Linked DNA regions of Homo sapiens: region 2 is linked to region 1. Evidence: chromatin loops called from intact Hi-C (ENCODE). Cell type or tissue: heart right ventricle. All regions are shown on one strand.

Region 1 (8,000 bases):
TAATGCTTTCCTGTTCTCTCAGGAGATCAGTCTCTGGTCTCCATTCTTTATTTAACCTAAAAATTGTAACCCATTATTTCAAATATGCACACAAGTAACTCTTGAATGAGCCGTAATGTTTTGTGTGATCAAATCTACGTTTCATCATATTATTTAGCTAAATGAAACGTCTTTCTTCTTCATCAAACACCACACTTCTTTTTAAATTTAACCAACCCAGAAAAGTATTATTTGACTGTAAGGTATACCAGAACAGTGGTCCGCAACCTTTTTGACACCAGGGGCCAGTTTCATGGTAGATAATTTTTCCATAGACCAGTGATGGCGGATGGTTTCGAGATGATTCAAGCGCGTTACATTTATTGTGCACTTTATTTATATTATTATTACATTATAATATATAATGAAATAATTATATAGCTCACCACAATGTCGAATCAGTAGAAGGCCTGGGTTTGTTTTCCAGCAACTAGACGGTCCCATCTGGGGGTGATGGGAGACAATGACAGATCATCAGGCATTAGATTCTCGTAAGGGGCATACAACCTAGATCCTTCGCATGCGCAGGTCACAATAGGGTGTGCATGCCTATGAAAATCTAACGCCAGTGCCAATCTGACAGGAGGCGGAGCTCAGGTGGGAATGCAAGCAGTGGAGAGCAGGTGTAAATACAGATGAAGCTTCCCTCGCTCACCTGCCACTCACCTCCTGCTCTGTGGCCCAGTTCCTAATAGGCCGTGGACTGGTCCCTGGCCCAGGGGTTGGGTATCCCTATACCAGAATATAGATGTGTAGGATGCTTATAATAGGGCTTTCATTGTCTTTACTTTTAGTATAAAATACACAAATATACTGTAACTATGCACACTATAATAATTAGCCAATAAAATTAATTCAAAGAAATAATGGACTTTATGAAGAATAATCAGTCATTGCTGTTTACTGACTCAATATAAAATGGTAGGACCGTAAGATAAGCATTCAGGGGAGGTGTCAAAGAAGATGAGAGACAGGAACTGAGTCTCAAAAACTCACTCATTCTTTGGTGAGAGAGGGAGTGAATTGGTTTTATAAGCCAATTCAGTCAAAATCGCTGAACCAATCATTTTCTCTCCAAAATTTTCTCTCCAGTATTTTTCTCTCACTATCACTGTCACACATGCAAACACATAGTGTTCATACATATTAGAGTTACATATGTTTACTATTTGAAGCACATAAATTTTGACTTCCAATTTGGAACCTTTCAGTTCAATTTTGAACTAGAGTATTCTAAAAATCAAAACACGGTCTTGAAAAACAGTAGCACTACACAGACTCTGCCAAAAAGTTCATGTTGTGATACATGCCCCTAGGGAAATAGTTGGACCAGCTTTACACAGTTATACAAATCCATTGAATTCAGTCACAATTGTTAAATAAACAATTTAGCTTTACATTAGACATGGGAGATGGGGGAGGTAATAGATATTTGGAAAGACTGGGAAGCTATTTTTCAGGATCATTAAAATAAGAATGAGTCAGAGCTAAGCAGAAAATAAGGACAGAGTACACAGGACTCATTTGAATTGTAAAAATTGCATAATTACATGACATGGCTAATTAACTTAGCCTTTTATCTTTATATCTTCCCCCCTCAATACTTAGTACACTAACTTGCACTTATAGTACCCTCAAAAATATTTGACGATGTTATATCAAGAATGAAATTGGAAATCATCATTCTCAGTAAACTATCGCAAGAACAAAAAACCAAACACCGCATATTCTCACTCATAGTTGGGAATTGAACAATGAGATCACATGGACACAGGAAGGGGAATATCACACTCTGGGGACTGTTGTGGAGCGGGGAGGGATAGCATTGGGAGATATACCTAATGCTAGATGACGAGTTAGTGGGTGCAGCACACCAGCATGGCACATGTATACATATGTAACTAACCTGCACAATGTACACATGTACCCTAAAAGTATAATAAAAAAATAAATACATAAACAAACAAACAAATAAATAAATAAATAAATAAAAAGAATTGCATTCTTAAGAACCTGCACCTACAGCAAGTCCATTTAAATGTTATACGGAATGTATTTTTAATGTATTTCAAAATGGGAAAAGATAAAAGTCCAAACAGAAACAAACATAGCAGTTCATCCTTTCAATAACATTTGAGTGTGGGGGTTCCAAAGCGAAGAAGCTTTGCGTTAAGGAGATAATTCTATAGCAGCAAATGCAAGGTACATTTTCTTCATAGTTACTGGATCAAAGAAGATGCAATCAGCCTATCAGCTGAAGCCTTTTTTTGTTTCCCCACACGTGGAAGGTGGTTTCTAGGCTGCAAACACCACTCTCAGTCTTTAGAATTAACTGGTTCCCATATTCATGAGTTGCAGATCATTAAAGTTATCTTCCTTTATTAATGACAAATTATCAGATTAGTAGAAAGTCACCTAACAATATTCTCTTCGTTAAAATTTGGCCATCTACCCACTCTTTCATCCTTTACCCAATAAATAAATACCAGATTCCTTAGTTTGGTATATATGGCCCTCCAGGGTTTGGCCCCATTTGCCACGACTTCCTAATATCCACTCTAGTCCCAGTATCCCGTCAATATCACCTTCTCTTTTGACCTTTATATATAGCTTCTTCTGCCTGAAATGGCTTGGTCTTCCCATGCCTCCTTCAAGCACAACTTAATTACTGCTGATGTGAAGCCTTTCCTTACCTGCTTGCCTTGCCTTTATCAAGGTATAGTCACTAACAATAGTTATAATAATGGTGTAATGTGCTCTTACTAGGTGTCAGGAAATGTACTTTTCCTTAGAAGGAAGTAAAGAATAGTGGTTAAAATTAGAGATGCTGGAGTCAAACTACTTGGGTTGTCATCTTAGTTCCATTATTCCCTATGAGTAAGGTACTTTCAGTACTTTAAGTAATCTCCCTGTGCTTTCAGTTCCCTCCGTACAGTGGAGCTAATAATAGTTCCTCATGATGTTGTTGTCATTACATCCAAAGAGCTTGCACATAGTAAGGCCTACACTAACATATGTGTTTTCTCAATACAATCTGCTTCCCAGATAAAATAAATTAAGGCTTATGATTAAGTAACTGAAACTAGTAAGTGGTAGAATTGGGAATTAAACAGAGATCTCTGAATACGAAGCCCATCCACTTAACCATTGCATTATCCTGCATCCAGAAATTTGTTCAATTCTTTCAGATACCAAAGTGTCTTAAATGTTTCTTTATTAGCACTTACCATAAGCCATCAAATTATGTCCTTAAATATGGAGCACCTTGAGAATGGGATCTGTTCTCTTTTATCTCTTTGGTGAACTGCCCAGCACCCAGCATGATGCCTGGTACAATACAGATGCCCCATAATTGTGTGCTGAGGAAGAATTAACTTGTTATTAAGGATATAGAGGCAATATCTAAAAAAATTCTCTACTTTGTTTGCCAGAGCCTCAAAAGCAGTAATTAATTTGAAATCTGAATATGGCCTGCAGATGGAATTGATATTTGGGACAGGATATCTTGCTCCTAAATAACATCATTTGTGTAGCCATTTATTATGTCTATTTCATTTAGATTCCCAAATTAAAGGTAATTTAAGCAGCACCCTTACCTTATGACTGTTACTTTGTTTTTGTATATTCCCAACTATTCTCAACACAGACTGTGATACAAGTAACAAGGATTCAAGTAACTAGTACCCTGTCCTGGGCCCTGTGTTTCCCTGGCCATGTCTTCACAAGAACTGAGGAGCTCATATGACCAAGGAGACATTATCCCCTCCCCACATGGAGCCCACACTAACCCTTCAAGACTTTGCTATCGATATACCAGTCCCCCAACTCCCTGCCCACATAGCTCTAAGCCTGTTTCCAGGATTGTTTTGGACTCTTCCCTCCAAAGGTGAGTATGCGTAGGTGTCTGCACTCTTAGGCCCTAGGGGTGGCCAAGCAGCCACCGTTTGTTGAATGAGGGAGGTATGGATGGAGCTTAGAAACGCATCTAGGCGGCCAGGCACGGTGGCTCATGCCTATAGTTCCAGCACTTTGGGAGGCCAAGGCGGGTGGATCACCTAAGGTCGGAAGTTCAAGACCAGCCTGACCAACATAGAGAAACCCTTTCTCTACTAAAAATACAAAATTAGCCAGGTGTGGTGCCGCATGCCTATAATCCCAGCTACTCAGGAGGGTGAAGCAAGAGAATCGCTTGAACCCAGGAGGCAGAGGCTGTGGTGAGCTGAGATCGTGCCATTGCACTCCAGCCTGGGTGATAGAGTGAGACTCCATCTCAAAAAAATAAATAAATAAATAAATAATAAAGAAAGAAATGCATCCAGGCTGGGCGTCCACACCTGTGCATGTGGGGCTTCTCATGGCGAGGGGCAGAGCTGAGGGTGGGAAAGGAAAATGTCAAGTCATATGCCTGAAGCCAGCTCCAAGTCTACCAGCACATCCCAGCTCAGGACTTGGAATGGTCCAGGAAGTTTGAATTCAGACCTATACTTCCAAGTCATCATGAAAAGAAATGTGTTAAGATAGGAAAATAGGACAGATTTTTTAAACTTTCTGTTAGCTTGATTTATAATTGCTAGATATTTAGCCAAATATTATGGGGTTTACATTTGTACTTTTGCTCCAGATCCTGCTAAGGTTAGTGGCAGGTTTGCAAACGATGATATGCTTATGGTTAAAACCACAGTCATTTCTCTCTTTTCCTAGAAAGAATTAAGGAGTTTAGTAAGAAAGCATCAACATATTAATGAGAAAATGCCTGGGTACATCTGTTTCCTTCTTGATGGTAGATTTAACCAATGTGGATAGGCAGCCTTGCTTGTAAGTCTCCGTAATCACCAACAAACGACTAACATGAGATTATTTTTAAAAACCTCTACTTTTTAGCATGACGGTTACGATATTTATCAGAAAATAAATGTCTCCAATGTTATGATTTTTCCTAACGAGATCCACATGCAAAAAGGAGAGAAGGTTAGCAATAGAAAAAAAGAAATATGCTTGTCAAAATCTAGATTCCCAAGAAGAAAGCCTCTTTTCATTTTATAGCAGAGGGAAGTTTTCACTTTATCATCAGTAAAAATGCTTGTTAGCCAGATTAAAATTTCAGAGACTTGATGGTGGAAAACCCTTGTAAACAGAATGTGCAGCTGTGTTTCCAAAGCAGTGAGGAAAAGCCACCTGCCAGTGTAAACTCAGGCTACATTGTTTTAAAGCAGTGGCTGCCTTTCTTATCAGAAATGTGCACGTCAGAGAAGAAAGTGGGGAGGTCTCAGAAGCCCACCTAAGTTCAGCAAATCAAACGCCGTGTCAGACTGGTTCCCGTTATTAGGATGGACATTGTGAGTTATAGTAAATCCAAGAGGTACCTTTGCTTTTTAAGGAAAGGAAAGGAAAGGAAAGGGAACTGTGGGACTTTGTAGGAAAGGAAACTGCCAGTGAATCCAATCTACACAGAAATCAATTTCACACGGCCATAATTCAAGGAAATGGGGCAGTATGTAATGACGTGGACATTCATTTTGCTTTTTAAAATTCAAACGTTCTTCTTGGCTACTACAGTATTTTTGAAATCAGCTTGGGCTTTTTTCCCTCTCATCTCCCTCTACAAGCATTTTTGCTGTACATGGGAATCTATGAAACAGAGCCTTGCACTGTGACTCAACCCATTGTTTCTTTTAACTTTTCTCACCATCTCCTCCTGCATCATTTCCCTTTCTCAGGACTAAAAAACAGTCACGGAAAAAAATCAATGTTTTAAAATATACATTCAACAAATAGTGGGAAATATAATAAAATGAATTCACTAATTTGGCTTTGACTTTCACTAGTGCATACTTTGAAGTTCATACACAACTCACATTCTAGGACAGAATTGTATTCCTTGCATCATAACATAATTGGTAAATTTCTATTTCTTTTTCCCCTTCTTGTCGGGCTGGGGAAAGAGGGCTATAACTTTGTTCTAATTTCTACCTCTACTGAAGGTATGTTCTTGAGTATTTGTGTATGATATCTGCTATGAAGATAATGTTTTAACACATTTTAAATAACAATGGTAATAATAGCATTAATATATTTAAAAATATGTCCAGGACCTGAAGAGATGGAAATTTGTTTATTTGACTCCAATACATTATGACAGCTATGACTTGAAGACTGACCAATAAATAATGATGCTCAGGTTAGATTTTCTTTAAATAAAGATACTAATACTGTAATGTCTCCTTTTAAAACAAATTCAGAGGCAAAGACATGGCACTTTAAACCATATGATGGAAAACAGAGAAAAAGTGTCATATTCTAGTTGTCTCTAACAGAAGGAGGACATCATGATGGGAAGTAGCTATATACAGTTTATATTGGGGAGGAAGAACTGAGTACATTGTAGAAAACAAACTCGGAGTGCAGTAATTAAAAAAAGGCATAGAATCCAACCCCCACTATTGCCAACATGGACTTCAGAAATCAGCAATCTGATAATCTCATCTGCCAAATGAGGAGGCCAACACTCAAGGGTTGTGGCATCTCAACCAGGTCACATCAAAAGGGCAAGATTTCTTAGATGAAATCTCAAGATTCCAAATAAAAGGCCTGTGTCTCTGACTCCCTGCCTTTAATGCTAATAACACCTTCGTCCAGAATCAATTTTTTTTAACAACAAAAACTTAGAGTTAATAACTTTACTAATGATGCTGAATAGATACACTTTTTCTTGAGGTAGAGAACATATAAACATAAACTAGCATTGAGTCTCATTCATTGACCCTGTCACTATTGTGTTTCCAGTATAATGGCAGCATCTTGTAGAAGAAAATAAGCATGGACATTGGCGCAAGAAAGATCTCACAACTGCCAGTATACTGGTCTTTTATGCATGACAAAATTACTCCAACTTTCTGAGATTCATTTTTATCTTGTATACCTCATGATAAATATTGCATGACTCACGAGCCTTTGTGAAAATTAAATTATATGACATAAATGAAAATACCAAGTATTCTGCCTGCCACCTAGGAAGTGCAGAATATAATACCTGATGAAGAAGGATTAATACCTAAAAATTAGATGGGGATACAATTGAACCCTTTTTTTAAGAAAAAATAAATAACTAGAGAATAATTCGAAGTTGTTTGTTGAACAAGTATTTATATTTTAGTAGTGTGACAGACAAAAGCAATGAAATAGCGGCTGAAGAATTCATGAACCAGCAAGAACAACAGCAAAAAGAATCAGTGTGAGGGGCAGGGCAGTGGCTGCACAGAGACGATATCTTTAGCTGAGTTTGAAAAGAAAAAGAATAGCTTGATAGGTGGAGTTGACAGTCAAAGATGTTCTAAGAACAGTATGAAAGGCTGGAGCTGAGAAGGAACTGTCATGTACAAAAGATATAGAGCACGGGGGTCCAATCTTTTGGTTTCTGTATTCTACACTGGAAGAAGAAAAATTGTCTTGGGCCAACATAAAATACACTAACGATAGCTGATGATCTAAAAAACAAAACGGCAAAAAAATCTCATAATGTTTTAAGAAAGTTTACAAATTTGTGTTGAGCCACATTCAAAGCCACCCTGGGCCTCATGTGGCCATGGGCCTTGGGTTGTACAAGCTTGATTGAGCATCATTGGCTTAGGAAAATCTGAGAAAACTTTGTAAGAAGTAGTAAAATATGGATAAATAAACTGAAGCCCATCAAACAAAGGCCTTACATGCTCACCTGAGTGGCTCGAGTTTGGTATAAAAATAATACATACTAGATTCCAAAGTAGAGGAACGATACAGTGATTTAGTGATCTAGTGATTTAGAAGCAAGCAATCTGGCAATCAAGAGCATGATGGATCATGCTGGAAAAAAACTTCAGAGAAGTGGAGAGAATGGATAAAAGCACCTCTAATAATCCCAAAATGAGGTGATGGAGGCCTGAAATGAGACAGTGGTGAGGAGTCCAGCTCCTAGCCAAAAACCT
Region 2 (8,000 bases), 250 kb before region 1:
ACCCACTCATTTAGAAACGGTCCCACCTAATGACTCAATTAGCTTAATAAACAGCAACATCAAGTTTCTTTTAATATTTCCTCACTGTGAATTCTTTCCCCAAGTGTTTGGATTGCCCAGAAAATTATTACTTCCTGTGTGAAGCCTTTCCTGATATATCCCAATAAAGTTTACTGCCCTGTCTCCTATGCTCTCATGATTCCTTACATAGATTTAGACAAGTGGTTCTCAACTGGAGGTGATTTTTTGCTCTCCAAAGAACATTGGCAATGTCTGGAGACATTATTGGTTGTCCCAACTGAGACTGTGCTACTGAAAACCAGTGGGTAGAGGTCAGAGATTCTGTTAAATATTCCAGAACTCACAGGACAGCCCCCACAACAGAGAGTTACTTAGCAAAAAATGTTGATAGTAATAAGATGGAGAAACCCTAGGACCCTGGTGTAGAATAAGTCACCTTGATGGCCATTCTTGACCCGGGATTTATGTCAAACCTGCCTACCTGCCTTGCCTGACTGTATCAGAGAAGCCAGTGCATCTTCTCACCTCCTGGCAACATCACCAGTCCAGAGGAATCTCAGGAACTCTGTTTCTCTGGATTTGAAAAGGCAGGTGACAACTTGAGGTCAGGAGTTCGAGACCAGCCTGACCAACAGGATGAAACCCTGTATCTACTAAAAATACAAAAATTAGGGGGACATGGTGGTGGGTGCCTGTAATCTCAGCTACTTGGGAGCCTGAGGCAGGAGAATCGCTTGAACCTGGGAGATGGAGGCTGCAGTGATCCGAGATGGCACGCACCGCTGCATTCCAGCCTGAGTGATAGAGCGAGTCTCCATCTCAAAAAAAAAAAAAAGAAAGAAAAGAAAAGAAAAGAAAGAAAAAGAAAAAGAAAACTCATTCCCTCTTTCACATCATCATTATTGAATGAAGAGGACCTCCTGGATCTCCATGTCCTCCTGACAAGAGCTTCACTCTCCTTCCATCCAGCAATCCAGGCCTCACTATCACTCTCTGCCATAAAATATTGAGAAATCATCTTATCTTGCTTTTCGCAAGAATTCAAGGTCTCCCCAGTCATGTCATCCTTCAGATTCTAACCTACATTGCCTTTTCTAACTTCTCTCCATTCTTCTACAACATCTAAAACCCTTCTTCCACTGTACCCTTCAGAATTTAAAGTCAGTAGTCAGAAAAATTGCTGTTATCTTTAAACTTAACTCTAACCAAAATATGGCTTTCTCTTAAGAGCATGGCTTTTTCTAATCGGCTCACTTCAGAGATGACTGTTTCTTGGCCACATCCCTGGCACCTCCAGACCAAGGAAGCCTTACTCTTGAGACCATTCTCCCCTCTACCCCCCTCAAGTCCTTTAGCTTCAGCTTACGCATCAGCACACTCCATGCACTTCCCTCCATATGGCCGTCACCTACTAAACTCTTAATAAAAGTCTTTATTAAGAGTTCTTTCCTGGATGACTCTTACTCTTTGCAATCCTGTATTACAACACCAAAACTCATATAGATTACATAATATCCTGTCTTCTCAGTTCTTTGATCTTCTTGTCTATAATATTTAGTTAATAAGTGAATGAAGGATCTCCTACTCCACCTATCTCATTCTCTTACTCCCATGGCCATATTCTGGGCCTTGTCTGTTTCAATATCCACAATCTCTCTAAAATATCAATTCCACGCATTCCACTCTATGAGACCTTTCTTTATCATTCCCTCTGATTACAACTATCTTTAGCTTGTTGAGAATTGCTAACCATTAACCAGCTACCTCCTAATGACATCATATCTCTCTGATCTAATTTAAATTAAATTTTATACTTCTTAATTATAACTATTCCCTTGTTGCTCATATGCACTCTTGGCAAACACTTTAACCCTGATAAAACCCAAGTCTGTACCTGCTCATCATCTTCCCACATGCACCCTCAGTCTCCTAGACAATTGTTGTATACCTTTTCTTCCCTCTTAGAACACCTAATATTTCATCTCCAATCTTTACTTTCAGCTACTTTTTTTCACTGAAAACTTGGAAGCAATCAGAAGGGCACTGCCACAATGTTCTTCGCAATATCTGTGCATTGACCAGCTTCTGTTATACCAAAATTACCTCCTTTTAAGCTGTTGCCCTCCTGATCTTACCTGTGGCCAACTTCTCACTTATGTTCTAGATTTCATCCAATCTTACCTACTAGAGGACATCATTCCAGCAATTCTACTCTCTTCTTCATGATCTATTTCTTTCTCTGAACTGGATCAGTCACTCATCATTAAATTATATGATTCTATCTCCCATCTTAAGTAGAACAAACATCTGAACACCACATTTTTTCTCCATTACCCTTATTTTTCTGCTTCCCATTGTTGCAAAATTCCTTGATAAAATGGTTTATAGTTGGATGCCTCAAGTACCTCTAGTCTCTTGCTTTCTTGAACCCTCTCAAATCAAAATTTTGTCCTAAGCAATTCAACACATATTAGATTTATCAAAACTTGTCACAGGTACCAAAATCCCCGGGTACCTCAGAATGTGTGTTGGATTAATGATTCTTTAACCCCGACATAATATCAAATACTTCAGAATTTTCTTCTCATCTTTATATTATTGTCATTCACTTATTTGCCTTATTCCACTATAAACTCATTGAGGACAAGAATTAGACCTCACCCAGCTATCTGTATCTACTAAGATATTTAGTTAAGTATCGTTTTGCACACTACTATTGTAATCGCTATCAATATAGCTAATATTTATTGAATTCTTAGGATAAGCTAAGCACTATTCTTAGTACTTTCAATAATTGATTCAGATAATCTTCATAATAACCCTAGAAAGTAGATGTACTATTATCCACACTTCATTATATCAGGTGAAGAAGATGGAGCATGAAAAAAATAAGTAATTTTCCAGAGGTCACACAGCTGTGATGGATGAATCACAAAATCTGACCCAGGCGATCTAACTCCTAAGCCTGCATTGAGAATAAATTATGTACTGAAATTATCAATCAAATACACTTAATAGGCTAAGGGCATGCCATTGCTATACTTTAAAGAATATCTGTAAAATTCAATGTAATTGGAGTGGAGCTTCTTTTCTTTCTTTTTTATTTTTTTTCAAGATGGAGTCTTGCTCTGTTGCCCAGGCTGGAGTGCAGTGGTGCAACCTCGGCTCACTGCAGCCTCCGCCTCCTGGGTTCAAGCAATTCTCCTGCCTCAGCCTCCCGAGTAGCTGGGATTACAGGCATGTACCACCACACCAAGCTAATTTTTGTATTCTTAGTAGAGACGGGGTTTCACCATGTTGGCCAGGCTGTTCTTGAACTCTTGACCTCGTGATTCCCCCACCTTGGCCTCCCAAAGTGCTGGGATTACAGGCATGAGCCACCGCACCTGGCCCGGTTTATTTTCATAATAAAATTAAGTTTAACAATATTGGTTTCAAATTTCAGAATATTTTTCTTCTTTTATTTTATTTATATTTTCTAAATATAATAGAATATACTTTAATACTGTAGATAATAGAAAAAGAATAAAATATTTGATTTGGAGTGAAAAAGGAGAACATATAGGATTCACCAAATGATAAATCTGTAGCATTCAAATCAGCTAAAATTTTGAACAGGAAAAGAATAGGAAGAGCCTTTTTTCTAGCGCACTCCCCTTTTTTGTTGTTTCTCTCCCTGGAGAAAAACTTTAAAAAGCACAATAATTTGGAACACTTATGGAAATAAATGTTGTAGAAACTCACGTTAATAATAATTCCAATAATGTTGTCATGTTAGATAAACCCCCTGAACCCTCAGAATCATTTATATTTATATTTTTTTGGCTTTACTTAATAACTTCATAATTACATAATTATGTCCCTGAAATTAGGGTGCAGGAATGTTTAGTCAGTTACCAGGACTGAGGATTTGGGGTTCATTTACAAAATGAACAATTCATTATTATTGAAAAAAACATCAGTTTAAGTGACTGTCAAATTATAGCTTCTTATTTCAGGACTGCAAGCAATTGAGCTCTGAGCATCCCACACTTCTGAGGAATAAATTTTGCATAATCATTCAATCATTTTGAGTGGGCAGCAATATAGCTTTAGCACCTTTGCTTCATACACTCAAATCTAATTACATAGCACTGAAGAGAAGTCATCATCTTCCAGAAATGTCCATTATGTTTGCAAGGCTTATCTGCTTAATGGTTTTTGTCCAGTGTCAGGCAGAACTAGCTGCACTTTGTGTTGGAAATCACACTGTCCTCATTCTCTTCGGAAATAATCAAGTCTTTTTATTCTTCTCTAGATGCTACTATGCAAGGCAAATATTCTAAAGGAGCATCTCAATGAGTTTAAGCCTCTTCTACCATATTCTGTGGAAACTTCATGTGGTGGTTTCTTTAGCTTCAGAGAAATCCAGGGCAGACAATCCCAGCCTTGATGCTGATACTATAAATGACCTTCCCCGGGTTCTCTACGTGAATGGTGTGCACAAGGGAATGACGTCATCATCACTTTAGTCATTTGAAGACGGCCTGAAATATCCCAGGGGAGCTGTGAGAACAATCAGCTCCTCCTTCAGGAAATGAGAGGAAGGGCCAACCCAAGGGAAATTTATTTATTACATGTTTGAAGGCTGCTGAAATAACAAAACATCCTTAACAAGCAAACCTATCCTATACAAAATAATAATAATAATAATAATATTCTCACACTGGGGCAGTGAATGTCATTCAGGCAAGTCTAGGGAGCATTCTGTTAACGGCACTCCCAGAAAAGGAGGAGGGCAATGTGGCAATATTAAATAAATTACTCATCAGTGAAAAACTTTCCTTGACCCATCTGCTCGCAGGAAATCTGCTCAAAGTTGGCCTTGGCACCAACCAGGTCAACAGCTTCTGCGTCAGAGCAAGTGCTTTGTCACAATTATATTGTGCTGAGAAATCCCTACTCTTAGGATCAAATAGTTAAAATAAGACCTGCTGCAGAAGAGCAGACACTCCCAAAATCAGGTGAGATGTCAGGCTTCATTTGTCAAGCCTGCAGGAAATCTAAGGTTTGAACATTTTCATCATTTTCTCTCCCTTCCCAAGGCTGAGCTTTGCAATCTGGAGACATGTTGTGTGCCTGCCCTGGGTCAACGTGTAAGGCCATCCCTTACCTAAACTGTACTTTCAGAGTTAGATCAAGTGTGGGAATTTGTCTCTTCCTTTGAGCTTTCTCAGTTACATTTTGCAGGTTACTTCTGAATTGTAAATCTCTGTCAATCCCAGAAGAGGGAATTCCTTTTTGCCATTTTACACTATTATTTTTTGTTAGAGATTGTATTTTTCCTACTTTTGAAAGTCCTCCTTTTCTCCAGTGTAGTTGAAATAAAATTATACATCAAAAAGTAGAAAGATGGAAGAAGGAATTCTGTCTCAACAATGTACCATAGAGGCCAGGTGTGGGAGCTCATGCCTGTCATACCATCACTTTGGGAAGCTGAGGCAGGAGGATCTTTTGAGCCCAGGGATTCGAGGCAGCAGTGTGCTATGACCACACCACTGCATTCCAGCCTGGATGACAAAGGAAGACCAAGTCTCTTAAAAAAAACAACAACAACAAAAAGAAAGAAAAAAAAGAATGTACCATAAAAATCCTGCGTAAATTCTCACCCTGCTGGTCTGTCGTACAGATTTCAGACTCAAGACCACAACTTCAACTCTTACCTGAATTTCCAGCCTGCCATTCTGCCCTTTCCAGCCCCCACATCATTAACTCCACCCAGTGAGCTACATCGTCGCCCATAAGGGTATGACTAGTAGGATTTGGGTCTGGAAGCTCTGCCCAACAGCTCTACTGGTCCAGGCATTTTTCCTTGTTGGTGCTCAGCAACTTCTCATCTGCAACATGACTTTGGGCCATGGTGCCCTGAGGTATGGCTGCTGGAATGCCCCAGAAGAAGACCATCCCTGCATTGCTGTGCAGTGTAATTCTCTCCACCTGAGTAGCCCCATATCTCTTCCAGGGCTGCCTGAGCCACCGACCTTTTGTGTTAGCAGCAATAGGACTATCTCCCAGCACAGGCCTGCAACTACAGATGCTGTCAGTCTGAGAACTGAACTCTACCTACAGACACCCAGAGGCCTTTTTTTTCTGACTTAGGACAGACCAAGACAGAGAATCCTGGAAGTTGTACTAGGGAGGAATCATTCACAGCAGAGACCCAGGTGATGGACAAGGAGGCTCTTAGCCTGAGTCTACTGGAAAGATAGTAAGAGAATAAGATGTGATTTGAAGAAATTAAAAGTGGCAAATTTAGCCAAAAGAAGATCTGCTCTCTACGCAGCAGCACACTTTCTGAAGATGACTCTGTGGATTGGAGACTGGCTCCAGGGTGACCTTGAGAGGCATGTGTGGAAAATGGCAGGGCCACATGAGGGAAGGAGCCTGGATCATGAAGTCAGCCCCAGAGGAGACTCATCCCCATCCACTTGGATCAAACAAGGACTAACTCGCTCCACAGAAAGTCCATGAAACTTGAAGACCTTGGCAGTTTCAACTGATCTCCCCAGAGTTCTTCAATAATTAATACCTCTTTTAGTTCTTTTAATTAATACCTCTAGTGAGACCCTTCAGTCTTCTGTGTCTGCCTGCCTGCACTGAGCAAACACAGGGGAGAGTGGGAGCCGTCGGGTCAGGGAGATCTCTGTACTTTTAAGACAGAATCAAGCCTTTCTGTTGCAGAGAGAAACTTTGATTCAAGAGAGTTCACCTCACCCAGGGATATGAGCACATGAGCCCTCTTCTACTTCAGGCCCATTATCATGCCCCCCGATGCCCATGTGCAGAGAAGTGGGAAAAGCATAACACTGCTTTGATCTTCTGGGGCTTCTGTATGGCCAGGTGGGGCCTAGAGTGGTGCAAGCTCCAAGGTGGTCTCTGGCTGCAATCAGATCTTTCCATTTCCCCAAATGCACTGGATAATAATACCACTTTCTATGTGTGCAGAGAAAATCAAAGTGCTTTTTTTTTTTTGAGACGTAGTTTCCCTCTGTCACCCAGGCTGGAGTGCAGTAGCACAGTCTCGGCTCACTGTAGCCAGGATGGTCTCAATCTCCTGATCTCGTGATGTGCCCACCTTGGCCTCCTAGAGTGCTGGGATTACAGGCTGAGCCACCAAGCCCAGCCTCAAAGTGCGTTTTATAGAACCTGGTTGGTTTCCCCTCTCCCCAGCCCAACTGGTGGTCTGTCCTGCTTGCCAGGCACTTGTTTGAATTTAAGGCAATACTCTCTAAGGTTCCATGCAGTCAGCTGTGGCCTACAGGATACTGGTAATCAGAGGCGGGGCTGCAGTGCCCTTTGGAGCCAAGGAGAGCCTGCTTTCTGTCACAAAGCTATCCTCCCAACTGGTCTCAGAGCAGCTGTGGGGTGCTTTTCTGGTGTTGTCTTAAAGCTTGAGACAAGTCTCAGGTCTCTTTGGATTTCCCTGGAAGATCCTGGTGTGTGCTGCTGTCGTTGTTTTTATAGTAAACAGCCAACAGACTTCAAGGAGGGATAAGCTGGCCAAAAGACTTTCTGCCCAGATCTAAGAATATCACAAAGTTAGTGAAAAGATGGGAATAATTACAGAAGCCTATCAAGCCCTCAAGTCACCTGTGGTGAAAGCCAGTCCCCCAAAGCAATAAACTCTGAGTTTCAAAGCACGTAATAAAAGTCCAAACAGGTCTTCACTTAGGGACACAGGAGACTTCCTTGGAAAAGGACAGAAAAGTGAGCTTGAATTTTCATTGCATAGGTTAATGATGATCACTCAAAAAGGCATCAAAATCCCACTAATCTTGGCTGGATGTGGTGGCTCACACCTGTAATCCCAGCACTTTTGGAGGCCAAGGCGGGTAGATTGTTTGAGCCCAGGAGCTTCAGACCAGGCTAGGGCAACGTAGCGAAACCTCATGTGTACAAAAATACAAAAATGAGCTGGGTGTGGTGGCCCATGCCTGAAA

The links. A loop is a pair of places that touch in the nucleus more often than their neighbours do. Peaks named below come from ENCODE experiments on the same cell type or tissue, not always from the same donor. Only the 100,000 strongest peaks of a DNase experiment are listed, where the experiment ranks them.
Region 2: it touches region 1 in a loop (2.9-fold over the local background); 7 of 110 quality-filtered maps call a loop at or near these places.

The regions. Positions count from the first base shown.
Region 1 is chr4:176,381,145-176,389,144 of GRCh38, reverse strand. It overlaps a transcript of LOC124900817 not described here. Among named protein-coding and RNA genes, the nearest start is that of SPCS3-AS1, 65 kb to the right of the region's middle. In heart right ventricle, no CTCF peak of the experiment used is centred here; no DNase peak of the experiment used is centred here; H3K4me3 peaks cover 1,035 bases; H3K27ac peaks cover 4,178 bases.
Region 2 is chr4:176,632,683-176,640,682 of GRCh38, reverse strand. No RefSeq gene overlaps it. Among named protein-coding and RNA genes, the nearest start is that of HAFML, 18 kb to the left of the region's middle. In heart right ventricle, a CTCF peak has its summit at 4,553; no DNase peak of the experiment used is centred here; H3K27ac peaks cover 1,672 bases.